Regions from separate parts of the Homo sapiens genome. Here region 2 is linked to region 1. Evidence: chromatin loops called from intact Hi-C (ENCODE). Cell type or tissue: GM12878. All regions are shown on one strand. Each heading gives the region's core, and the rest is flanking DNA. Links, peaks and the distances in the headings are about the cores only.

Region 1 (5,382 bases), core at 284-5,283:
CAGCTGGGCTCCCAAGATTTCAAGAGTGCCCATAGCCGGCGAGCCGCAGCCTGGGCACAAACAGCTGCTCAATAAAGACCTCCTGGCTGCTTCTTTATTCCCTATCGGCATGCCCAGCTTCCTCCTGGGACTCCCTCCCAAAGTAGGATTCTCTGATTATCTTTAGCTGACCTCTCTCCCAAGTTCCCCTGCGCTGTCTCTGGCCAGGATAACAGCATCACCACTTTCAGTTGCCTCAGCCAGAGATGTTGACTCCTCATAGCTTGTCCTCTCTGAGGCCCCTGGCTTCTGTCTCCCTATTTCCCTTGAGCCCTGCCGCATCTTTCCACGCAGAGAACCTCCCATCAGGCCTGCACTTGGCCTTGCCCTTAGCGTGATGATGGCCTTTGCTCTTGGCTCCGCTCTGGTGGGTTCTTTCCGTCCCATCCAACCTCCTCTCTGCCTCCAGAGCCCCAGGACAGCTTGAGAGCCTGTACCACCCGATGGTACACTGTTTGGACATGCATAGTCTGGCCTCTGCCTATTTGGCTTGACTTCCCCTGGCCAGCCTGCACCATCCTCTAAACATCCATGCCCTTCACCTCCTGCCTCAACCACACCAAGCCACTTTCTATCCCACACCAGGTAATGCTGTTTCCTACCATTGTACTTTTCACCACTACGTCCCTCCCTTTTGGAACACTCTTCTTCTAGTCCTCTAGCCCATGAACCCTTATTCATCCTCTGAGGCCCAACTCCAACATCGACTTCTGTGACATCAGCCTGAGTCACCCCACTCCTTCATGTCTTCTCCCAGAGCAGGTTGGAACCTCATCCACATTGGATTTATCACTTCCTATTGTAATCCTTTGTCAACCAGCCAGTCTCTCCCACAAGAGTCCCAAAAGTTCTCAAATGCCAGTGTGCACAAAATCACCTGCAGCATGATAAACAGCAGGTCACCTGGTTCCACGACCAAGATTCCAATCTGGGGCCCAGGAATGAACATTTTCATAAACATACCAGGTGATCTTCATGCAGGTGATCCTGGGGCCCCACACTAGATCTGCTGCTCTCATGGGTTCCAGGCTTGGGGAATCTTGTCTTCTTCAGGGGTAGGCGTCCCCAGCTCCAGCTCAGCGCCCATCACATGGAATAATAAATGAGAGACCTTGGCTCACAGCATGGCTTCCCCCCTTCTGCCAGCCAAATGGCTATGGCAGGCCCCACCGCTCCTCTGAGGTTCAAGGAAGACTTCCACCAGGCCCGGTTCACAGAGCTGTGAGGAGGATTTGGGAACATGAGAACCTCAGGCACAACATTTGGGCCCACTACATGATCAGTGAATATGGTTGAATCTATAGCAACATATGCTTCTTATAGTTTTCAAAATGTGCTGAGGCCTTACTCTAGTCATGTAATGGGATATCTGCTTACAAACAGTCATAGGAGTAAAAAAATCCCTTCGTCCCCTCCCTTCTTAGGAATCAATGGAGTTTACAATCTGTTCCGATTTCCCCCAGGTGTCAAAGGGAGGGGAGTGTTTCCAGCCTGCTGCGTGTCCCCTGTGGTGGGGACAGGCCCTGGCGTGGGGTCCATGGGGAGCTGCAGTGGTCCTGGGCCTGTACACACTGGCCAGCAGAAATCACCTTTTTCCCACGCCCCTCCCAGAAGGTTTGAGGAACAGCAACGAGACTGGGGCTGGAACAGAGACTGAGTGAAGGCCAGAGCCATGGGAAAAAAGGCGGGGGAAGTATGGGGGGCTCAGGCCAGGACAGCCACTGGAGGGCGTGGGCAGAAGAATGCACTACCTGACTTCCACTATGAAACCATCACTGGCCGCTTTCTCGAGGCTGGAATACGGGGAGAAACAGGGAGGCTGCCTGAGAGCGCACATCATTCAGATGTGAATTGATGGTGCTTAGACAAAGGTGAGGGCAGCAAACCTGATGAGAAGCGGCAGTTCCAGAAAGATCAACAGGGTTTCCTGGCAATTGGATATGGGGTGTGAGAGAAGACAGAAGTCAATTTGAGTGGGTTTCTGTTGCTTGCAGCCAAAAGACTGAGTCCTGACACTGGGTTCCTCTGCTCTCCCCAGGAGCTGGAGGTGCTCTCTTCCAGCAGACTCCCCACTGGGCCCAAGGAAAGCCTGGTAAGATGCTCCCTCAGAAGTCACCCAGGGCCCCATGAGGAATTAGAAGTGACGACTAAGCCAAAGAATTGAGTGAGTGAGGATGTTTACACAGAGAAGCCCAGTCAGAAAGAACAAAAGGTGTGAATGAGAAATCCAGGAAATCGGCCATGAACCCAAGAGCTTGTTTGGGTTCAGCACACTTTCCCACACATTGTCAGCAGCTGCAAGGCCCATCCTCTGTGGCTGAAACTTCTCGGTGAAAGTGCCAGACCACACACATCAGCCTTTATGACTGTGCTGGTGTGGTGGAAGCAGTACTCACCTACCCTCTCTGTGAGCACTCCAGATTTCCCAGCCTCCCTTGTTATGAGGCCAGGTCATGTGACTAATTCTGACCAATGGACTGTGAGCACCAAAGATGGGTTTTACTTCCAGGACAAGCAGTAGGAGGCAGTGTGTGTCCTCCATCCCTCTCTTTCTGTGTTACAGTGACCTGGGGCAAAATGGACGTCTCCTGGATCCTTGAGTCACCACGTGGAGAAGAACTATTGACCACTCTTGCTGGGCCTTACAGGTGCAAGAAATAAACTTCTGCTTCTTACAAGGTTAATTTATTGCCAGAGCATGGCATGGCATAGCTGTGGCAAATACAACTGGGTAAGGACTTGGGCACCAATTTAAAACTACAATACAAGGGTAGGTCACATTCATATATTACTTTGCAGTTTAAAAGAGCTTTTGCTTATTCTCATTTGATACTCACCTGTTCTATGAACTAGGTAGGTCTATCTGAATATTTTCAAATGGACACCTTCTGACTGGCTTCAAAAGCAATGATAGAGAAATCAATAGATTTCCTTTGTAGAAAACAAAATGTAAAAGAAGACTTTTTAAATCATACTATTAAAAGTTAATATAGACATACAGACAAACTTACTAGGAGCAAGCAGGACCTACTGAGAAAGCTATGAACTCGACTGAGGGAAATAAAATTTTAACAAATACTGAGTTCTTGATTAGGAAGATTCAGTATCACAAATATAAAAACTCTTCCAAATTAACATATAAATGTAACATACTTTGAATCAAAACCCTCAGATGACTTTTTGAGAGGCTTGATAGTATGAATACGAAGTTTTTCTTGGAAAATGAAGAGGTGATAGTAGTTTAAACATTGTGTGTGGGAGAGGTCACGGTGCACTACTAGATAGATATTAAAACAAAGCTAACCCCAAACCACAACCATCAAGGTGGGCTCTAATGGAGAAATAAACATAACCACAAGATAGAATAGAAAGCCTGCAAACAGACTTCAGTACTTCTTATTCCAAAGGGATTCGAAGCCAAAGCTTAACAATTTTCAAACCCTCAAACTCTGGGGCATTCCATACATTGCCAGGGTAACAGTGGCTTATTATGGCAAAGATCCTCACTAGAACAGCCTGAGATGGAAAGGAAGGTGTGTTGAAATGTGTGTGTGACTTTGAAAAACTGCCTGCACACATATACATATTCCTGAAATGCAAAAAAATGATAAACAGTTCAAGATATTGCTTACTTCTGCAAGAGAAGAAAAAGAATGAAATCAGAAAGACTTCAAAGGTTCTTCAAAGACTTAATGATGTTCTATTTATTTTGCTGAGAGGTGGGTAGATGAGGGTTCATTATATTCTTCTTTTTTTTTTTTTTTTTTTTGAGATGGAGTCTCACTCTGTCGTCCAGGCTGGAGTACAGTGGTGCAGTCTTGGCTCGCTGCAACCTCTGCCCCCCAGGTTCAAGTGACTCTCTTGCCTCAACCTCCAGAGTAGCTGGGACTACAGGAACATGCCACCACACCCAGCTAATTTTTTGTATTTTCAGGAGAGACAGGGTTTTACCATGTTGGCGAGGCTGGTCTCGAACTCTTGACCTCAGGTTATCTGCCCACCTCAGCCTCTCAAAGTGCTAGGGTTACAGGCATAACCGTGCCCAGCCCATTATATTATTCTTTATTCCTTATGTAGACAATCTACACATTCTTTGTATGTATGAAATATTTCCTAATACATTTTAAAACCCCTGAGATGTATTGATATCCCTCCCAGGAAGATGTATCCACTCCGTCTTCAGTTACAAATCAATGAATTAATAAATGAATAGTAAAACGACAAAAGATCTTGAAGAATTATAACGTGAAGCATTATCCATGATTCACCATATTTTGCAAAAAAAAAAAAAAATTGGTGATGAAGATGAGGTCCAGTGCTTTCATAAAAACAAGTGAGGAAATAACTTCTAGTGTCATCCTATTCTTCCCCTAGTACTTTAACCTTCCTACCACACTGTACAAAAAAGACATAGACTTCCGATACAGCTGCAATCACCATTTAGAACTGTAATGGGAAAAAAACAATATTTTTTTTCCTTTTTTTTGAGATGGAGTCTCACCCTGCCACCCAGGCTAGAGTGCAGTGGCGCAATCTCAGCTCACTGCAACCTCTGCCTCCCAGGTTCAAGCAATTCTTCTGCCTCAGCCTCCCAAGCAGCTGGGACTACAGGTGTGTGCCACCACACCCAGCTAATTTTTGTATTTTTAGTAGACACAGGGTTTCACCATGTTGGCCAGGCTGGTTTTGAACTCCTGACCTGAAGTGATCCACCCACTTTGACTTCCCAAAGTGCTGGGATTACAGGCGTGAGCCACCATGCCTGGCCAAAAACAAAAACAAGTTTAAACAATTTTTAAACTCCCATAGAAATAGAAGATTATAAATTCTATATGGAAAAATCAACAAAAATTTATTGAAGGACATTTTTTAAAAGACATGAATAACTCCATGTTCCTCAATGGAAATGCTCATTTTTATAAAAGGCTCACGTCTCCCCAAAATAGTACACAAACTGAATAAATTGCCAACCAATATCTTAAAGGATTCCTATAGAATTTGCAAAATGGGTTCTATTTTAATTATATCTGAAAGAAGAGCCAGAGGTGTCTGAAAATAAGAAAATTGAAAGGTTATTGAGATATTGGATATCAAACTATTCTATAAAGTTTTAGTTATTAAAGCATTGTGGTATTATTGGCAATAGGATAGACAGATTGATGAAAAAAAAAAAAACCCAGCAAGTCTTGAAACGAACTCAATATATGGTAGAGGTGTCATTTCAAACCAGCAGAGACAGACTCAAATGTTCAATAAATGAAGGCTGGACCTTTAACTAGTATGATGGATTATTTGCTTAGGGCCCAGCCCAGTGGCTCACACCTGTAATCCCAGTAGTTTGGG
Region 2 (5,382 bases), core at 156-5,155, 130 kb before region 1:
GAGGTTGTATAGTTAGAAGTTGTTTAGGTTCAATGAAAATTTAGAATAAAGAAGTATAATGATAGAGACATATAGGACATAAAGGGGAGAAAGGAATGATGATGAAATATGCTCCTAAATCTGTGAATGTCACATCTTAGGAAGCCAAGAATCCCCAGTCCCACTACTAACCTAAGATGCTGATGAAGTCCCCATCAGAAATAATAGGGACCCTTTAGTTCAATGCAGGAGGGTATCACTTACATGATTAAGGGAGGGGGTGTGTGTCAGCATTTGCAGCCCCATTTTTAGCTGATTGAAAATCTAGCCAACAACTTCCGGGCAGATAAGGTTGCCCCCCGACCAATTCCTGAGTGGTATCACCTCTGCTAGACACGAAATACTTCCACACCCTTGGCCTTCGGAGTGGCCATGCTCCATCCCTCGTCTTTCTGTGTGGCCTCTGTAGAGGCCAAGATCCTCTCCAAAAGTTCTGCAAGCTGGGATGCTGCCCTGCTCTGCCAAGTGTCTCAAAGGTAAGGCGTTGCTTCAAATTATTCAGAAATAATAAAGCATACAAAACCCAACGTGGATTTTAAGAATATTCACACATAACCTATAAAACTGACTTTAGCCTTGAATGCTTCCTGAAGTAATGGATTTTGACTTGTTCCCCCAAATCTTCCCACATGACTCAATCTGATGAAAATGATATGATTCTCAAGGGATTCATGTGGTTCCATTGCCCATACCATTTGCCATTTTCCACCCTGTCCAATGTGGTGGGTCTTTTCTAGTTGTTTCGCTTGGCTGATAGCTGTCCACATCTTCCGTGCCAGCCCTTGGGTGTGCATTCTTTCTTGAGACACGTCTCCAAATCAGATTACTGTAGTGAGCTTCCTCTTCCCCTGGGTATTTATTTATTTAGATATAAAGAAAGTTGACAAATGTGTTTTGTATTACATGCTATCAACTACAGCGGCTGCAGCTCCACAGGGCTGAGGGATGTTTTTCATCAACGCCTGAGAGTTGCCCCTTGTGAGCCCAGTGTTCCTTCCATTTCTAGGTAGAGGGAATGGCCTGGATCCCCTTAACTGGTCAGCAAAAAGTATAGGAGGGGGTACATCAGCTTCTATGTGCTTCTTCCTGTTTCTTTTTTCATTGTCTTCTTGTTGCTCTTTCCACAGCTCGTTTTCTTTAGAGCACACACAGCTGTATATGGGTTTCGGGGCAGCATGCTCATGTTTATTATAAATTCCATCTTTACCTGACTTCAGTGTCATATAGTAATAATGATTATTATTTTATAGTAATTACTTTTATTTTATTTTATAGTAATTTACTCTTATTTTATGAGCCAAAAAGAAATCAGGTGTTCTCATACTTCCTAGCTTATCATTAAATTCAGTTCGCCATGTTGTATGTGTGCATTTGTGTGTGTGCATGAGAAAGACAGAGGGAGGGATAGAGAAAGGGTTGGCACTGATTAGGTGCCACAAAACAATAAAACATTGCCTAATTTGAATAGCTTCAAGGTATCACCAAATACTCACCATGGTAATAATAATAATACCTGAGAAATTGTGTTGAATCTTCACACTATCCAATGCCACTCTTTGTTAGGCGCCTTGCCTGTATTACATCTGTTAGTCCTCACGACGACTCTACAAGATAGGAATGCTATCCCCATTGGACACATGACGTGACTGAGGCTCAGAGAGTGACTAATTCGTCTACAGTGGGAATGGGATCAAAACTCAGATTGTATAACCAATGATGGTCAGGATGCTCTGTGGAAGATGTAGCCTTCTTTACTAAAGGCTTTTCTACAGCTTCCTAAGAGTGTTTTCTCCCAAAAAGAATGCTTACACACTGTTGGTGGGACTGTAAATTAGTTTAGCCATGTGGCAGACAGTGTGGCAATTCCTCGAAGACCTGAAGACAGAGTACCATCCGACCCAGCAATCCCATTACTGAGTATATACCTGAAGGAATATAAATCATTCTATTACAAAGACACATGCACATGAATGTCCATTGCAGCGCTATTCACAATAGCAAATACATGGAATCAACCTAAATGTCCATCAATGATAGACTAGATAAAGAAAATATGGTACATATAATCGGTATGGAATACTATGCAGTCATAAAAAAGAACAAGATCACGTCCTTTGCAGGGACACGGATGGAGCTGGAGGCCTTTATCCTTAGCAAACTAACACAGGAACAGAAAACCAAATACTAAATGTTCTCTCATAAGTGGGAGCTAAATTATGAGAACACATGGACACATAGAGGGGAACAACAGACGCTCGGGCCTCCTTGAGGGTGGAGGTTGGGAGGAGGGAGAGGATCCAGAAAAACAACTAACGGGTATTAGGCTTAATACCTGGGGTGAGGAAATAATCAGTACAACAACCTCACCGCCATGTCACAAGTTTACCTATGTAACAAACCTGCGCTTGTACTCTGAACTTAACATAAAAGTTAAAAAAAGAGTGTTTTCTCCCAATGTTGCAAGGAACCTCCTTTTAGAGTTGGGTAAACGTTTGAAGATTCAAAATAGAATTGAGTAATATCTGGAGCAGAAAATACAGCACCATTCCTGTCTGCTTTCCCTTCCTCTTTCTCAAGAGGCCTCTCCTTCCCACCTCATCTGCTTCTAGCAAATCAAATTGATACAATTATAAAATGTTAAGCTGTTTTTTAATTGTTATGGATGCTAATTTTTGTAACCTGTCATTCCCTATTTGTCTCATTAAAACATTTTATTTCCCATATTTATAGAGTGGCATCTAAGTTTTAGAAAGTGACAGTATTTTTTAAAGTGAGATTTCATTTCTTAGATAATTTATGCTTTCAGTTGTTTAGTTTACTCTTAGGTCATTACTTACTGCATAAATTAGTAGATCAAAGCGAAGAAATGGTTCTTAGAGTTTCAGCTGTAAGGCACCTGGCTGTCTTGGATGTAGGCCCTTGAATTTGGGCTCTAGGCATGAGTATTTTACCTTTTTACCTTACGATTAACCTTGTGATTAATGCCAGGGTTGTAAAAATCTCTTAAACCCATCTGACAAATTTTTCTTATGCACTAAATATGCCTAGCGGCAGCTCCCTGGATTTACACAGCAAGTTTTGTGTTTAGGAGCAAGTTCAGGGTCTTCTGTTTGTGAAATCCTTACCATAACTACTTCCCTCCAAAGGGTCATTATGGAAACTGATCTTTCATAACAGAGGCATTGCAGAGCACACAATCAAGAAACACTGACTCTGCTTCTTGAGTAATATCAACAAGAAAGACATTTTTAGTCTTCACATGTGCAGTTATATGTTCAGAATAGCATTTCCTGTGGCTGAAAAATCTCAGGAGACTGTGATCTGGAGCAACAAGGTGGTACAAACAGTTATTTTAATGAGAGCAGAGGCATGTGGCTCGCAGGAAGGGAGGAGAGTCCGCCTCTGCTGCTTCCACTCGAGTATGGGAGGGCAGCTCTGGGGAGAGGTACAGCCTGAAACCCTGCAGTGTTATTGTCTGGGTTGCCCTATAATTTAGGGTGCTGAGTGTGATATAAGAGGGCCATTAAATCAGGACATTAACCATGTCAGAAAGTAAATGAGCTCCTTTGTTGGATGGAGTTCTGTGGTCTTGAAGTCACCAGGGTAAATCATTCACATAAATACCGCTCCCATGAGGGGTCTGCATGGGCAGAGACCAGTAGATGTGGGTTTCATATACACCCCGAGTGTGCACACAGGTCCACACCCACTCGCACGCAAGCTATACTCCTCAAGGTAGGAGGACAGCATTCACCTTCAGCTGAGATCCAACCATTTTACCAGCAAGCTCATCCGACCACTAACAGGATAAGGGACTGGCCTTGTTTTCACAGAAAGGCAGAGACACTTCCCCTTCGGCAGGCTGCCTGTGAGCCAGAGACCTTAAGTGGTTTTAAGTCAGCATTGCAAACTTTACCTTGTGATTCCAGAATTTATTTCTGGGTGACGAATCTTCATCTTTGAATCTTCATTTTGCAATGTCTTACTACGAGTGTGTGTATGTGTTTTAAACTAATATTTATTTATCTACTTTTCTACAAATCACTTGCAAAGCACTTTTCACATATGTCTTCTCATTGCAAGTTTTTTTAAAAAGATCCTCAATTTACAGAGACAAAAGTTAATATAAAGAGGAGGGTGAAAAAGATTCATGTTAAAATTTGCCAACAGAACAACTGGACATCCATAAGCAAAAAAATTTTTTAAGTCTCTGATCTAAGTCTCTTACCTTATAAAAGAATTAAGTCAAAATGTACCATGTAAAACTATAAAGCTCTTAGAAGAAAACAGGAGAACAGCTTCATGACCTTGGGTTGCATGAGAAGTTCTTACACTTAACATCTAGTACATGACTGAGAAAAGAAAAACTTCGTGAATTGGATTTCAGCAAATTAAAATATTTTGCTCCACAAAAGGCACCATTAAGTGGGTGAAAACACAAGTCGTAAATGGGGAGGAAACACTTGCAAATCACGTATGAGATTAAGGACTTATATCCAGAGTATATAAAGAACCCTCAAAACTCAACAGTAAGAAAACAAACAACTGAATTTTTTCAATGGGCAAAATATTCGAAGAGACACTTCACCAAAGAAGATATAAGCAAATGGGCACAACGAGAAGTCTTCAACACCATTAGCCTCTAGGAAAATGCAAATTAGAACAGCCATGAGAGTCCGTTTCCCACCTAGTAGAATGGCTAAAATGAAAACACTGACAATACCAAGTGGCGGCAAGAATGAGACAACTGGCACTTTCACACATGCTGGTGGGAATGCAAAGTGACGTGGCCACTCTGAAAAACAGTTTGTCAGTTTAAGTTTAATGACACGCTTACCATACGACTCAAGAATCCCACGCCTAGATACTTGCTCTACAGAAATGAAAGCATGTTTACACAGAACCTGTGCATGACTGTTTATAGAAAGAGTATTTATCATCACTAAAACTGAAACACTCTTATTGATGGGTGAATTGAGAAACACACTGTGGTATATGAAATACTACCTCACAATAAAAAGGAATAAACTATTGAGACAGATGACAACATGGAGAAACTTCAAAGGCATTACACTGAGTGAAAGAAAACTAATTGCAAAAGGTTACCTACTGCGTGAGTTTATAAAGCAAAACCATAGGGATGGAAAACAGACCAGCAGTTGTCAGGGGTTGGGGGTGGAGAAGAGTTTGGCTATGAAAGGCAGCTTGAGGCCAGAGTCTGGGGGATGGAAGTCTTCCATAACCTAATTGTGGAGGTGGTTACACAAATCTACATGTCTTAAAACTCATAGAACTGTACACTACATGGAAGTCCATTTCACTGTCTATAAATTTAAACATTAA

What was found. Peaks named below come from ENCODE experiments on the same cell type or tissue, not always from the same donor. Only the 100,000 strongest peaks of a DNase experiment are listed, where the experiment ranks them.
Region 2: it touches region 1 in a loop (1.9-fold over the local background); 1 of 110 quality-filtered maps calls a loop at or near these places.

The regions. Positions count from the first base shown.
Region 1 is chr15:100,700,252-100,705,633 of GRCh38, reverse strand. No RefSeq gene overlaps it. Among named protein-coding and RNA genes, the nearest start is that of ASB7, 100 kb to the right of the region's middle. RefSeq lists enhancers at 1,927-2,196, 2,467-2,516, 2,577-2,676. In GM12878, for the core only: no CTCF peak of the experiment used is centred there; DNase peaks (open chromatin) are centred at 1,903 and 2,343.
Region 2 is chr15:100,832,126-100,837,507 of GRCh38, reverse strand. It overlaps LOC105371024 (a long non-coding RNA gene), which reads right to left. Exons shown (of 5, transcript XR_932726.3): 5 at 5,142-5,382. Among named protein-coding and RNA genes, the nearest start is that of GCAWKR, 15 kb to the left of the region's middle. In GM12878, for the core only: no CTCF peak of the experiment used is centred there; no DNase peak of the experiment used is centred there.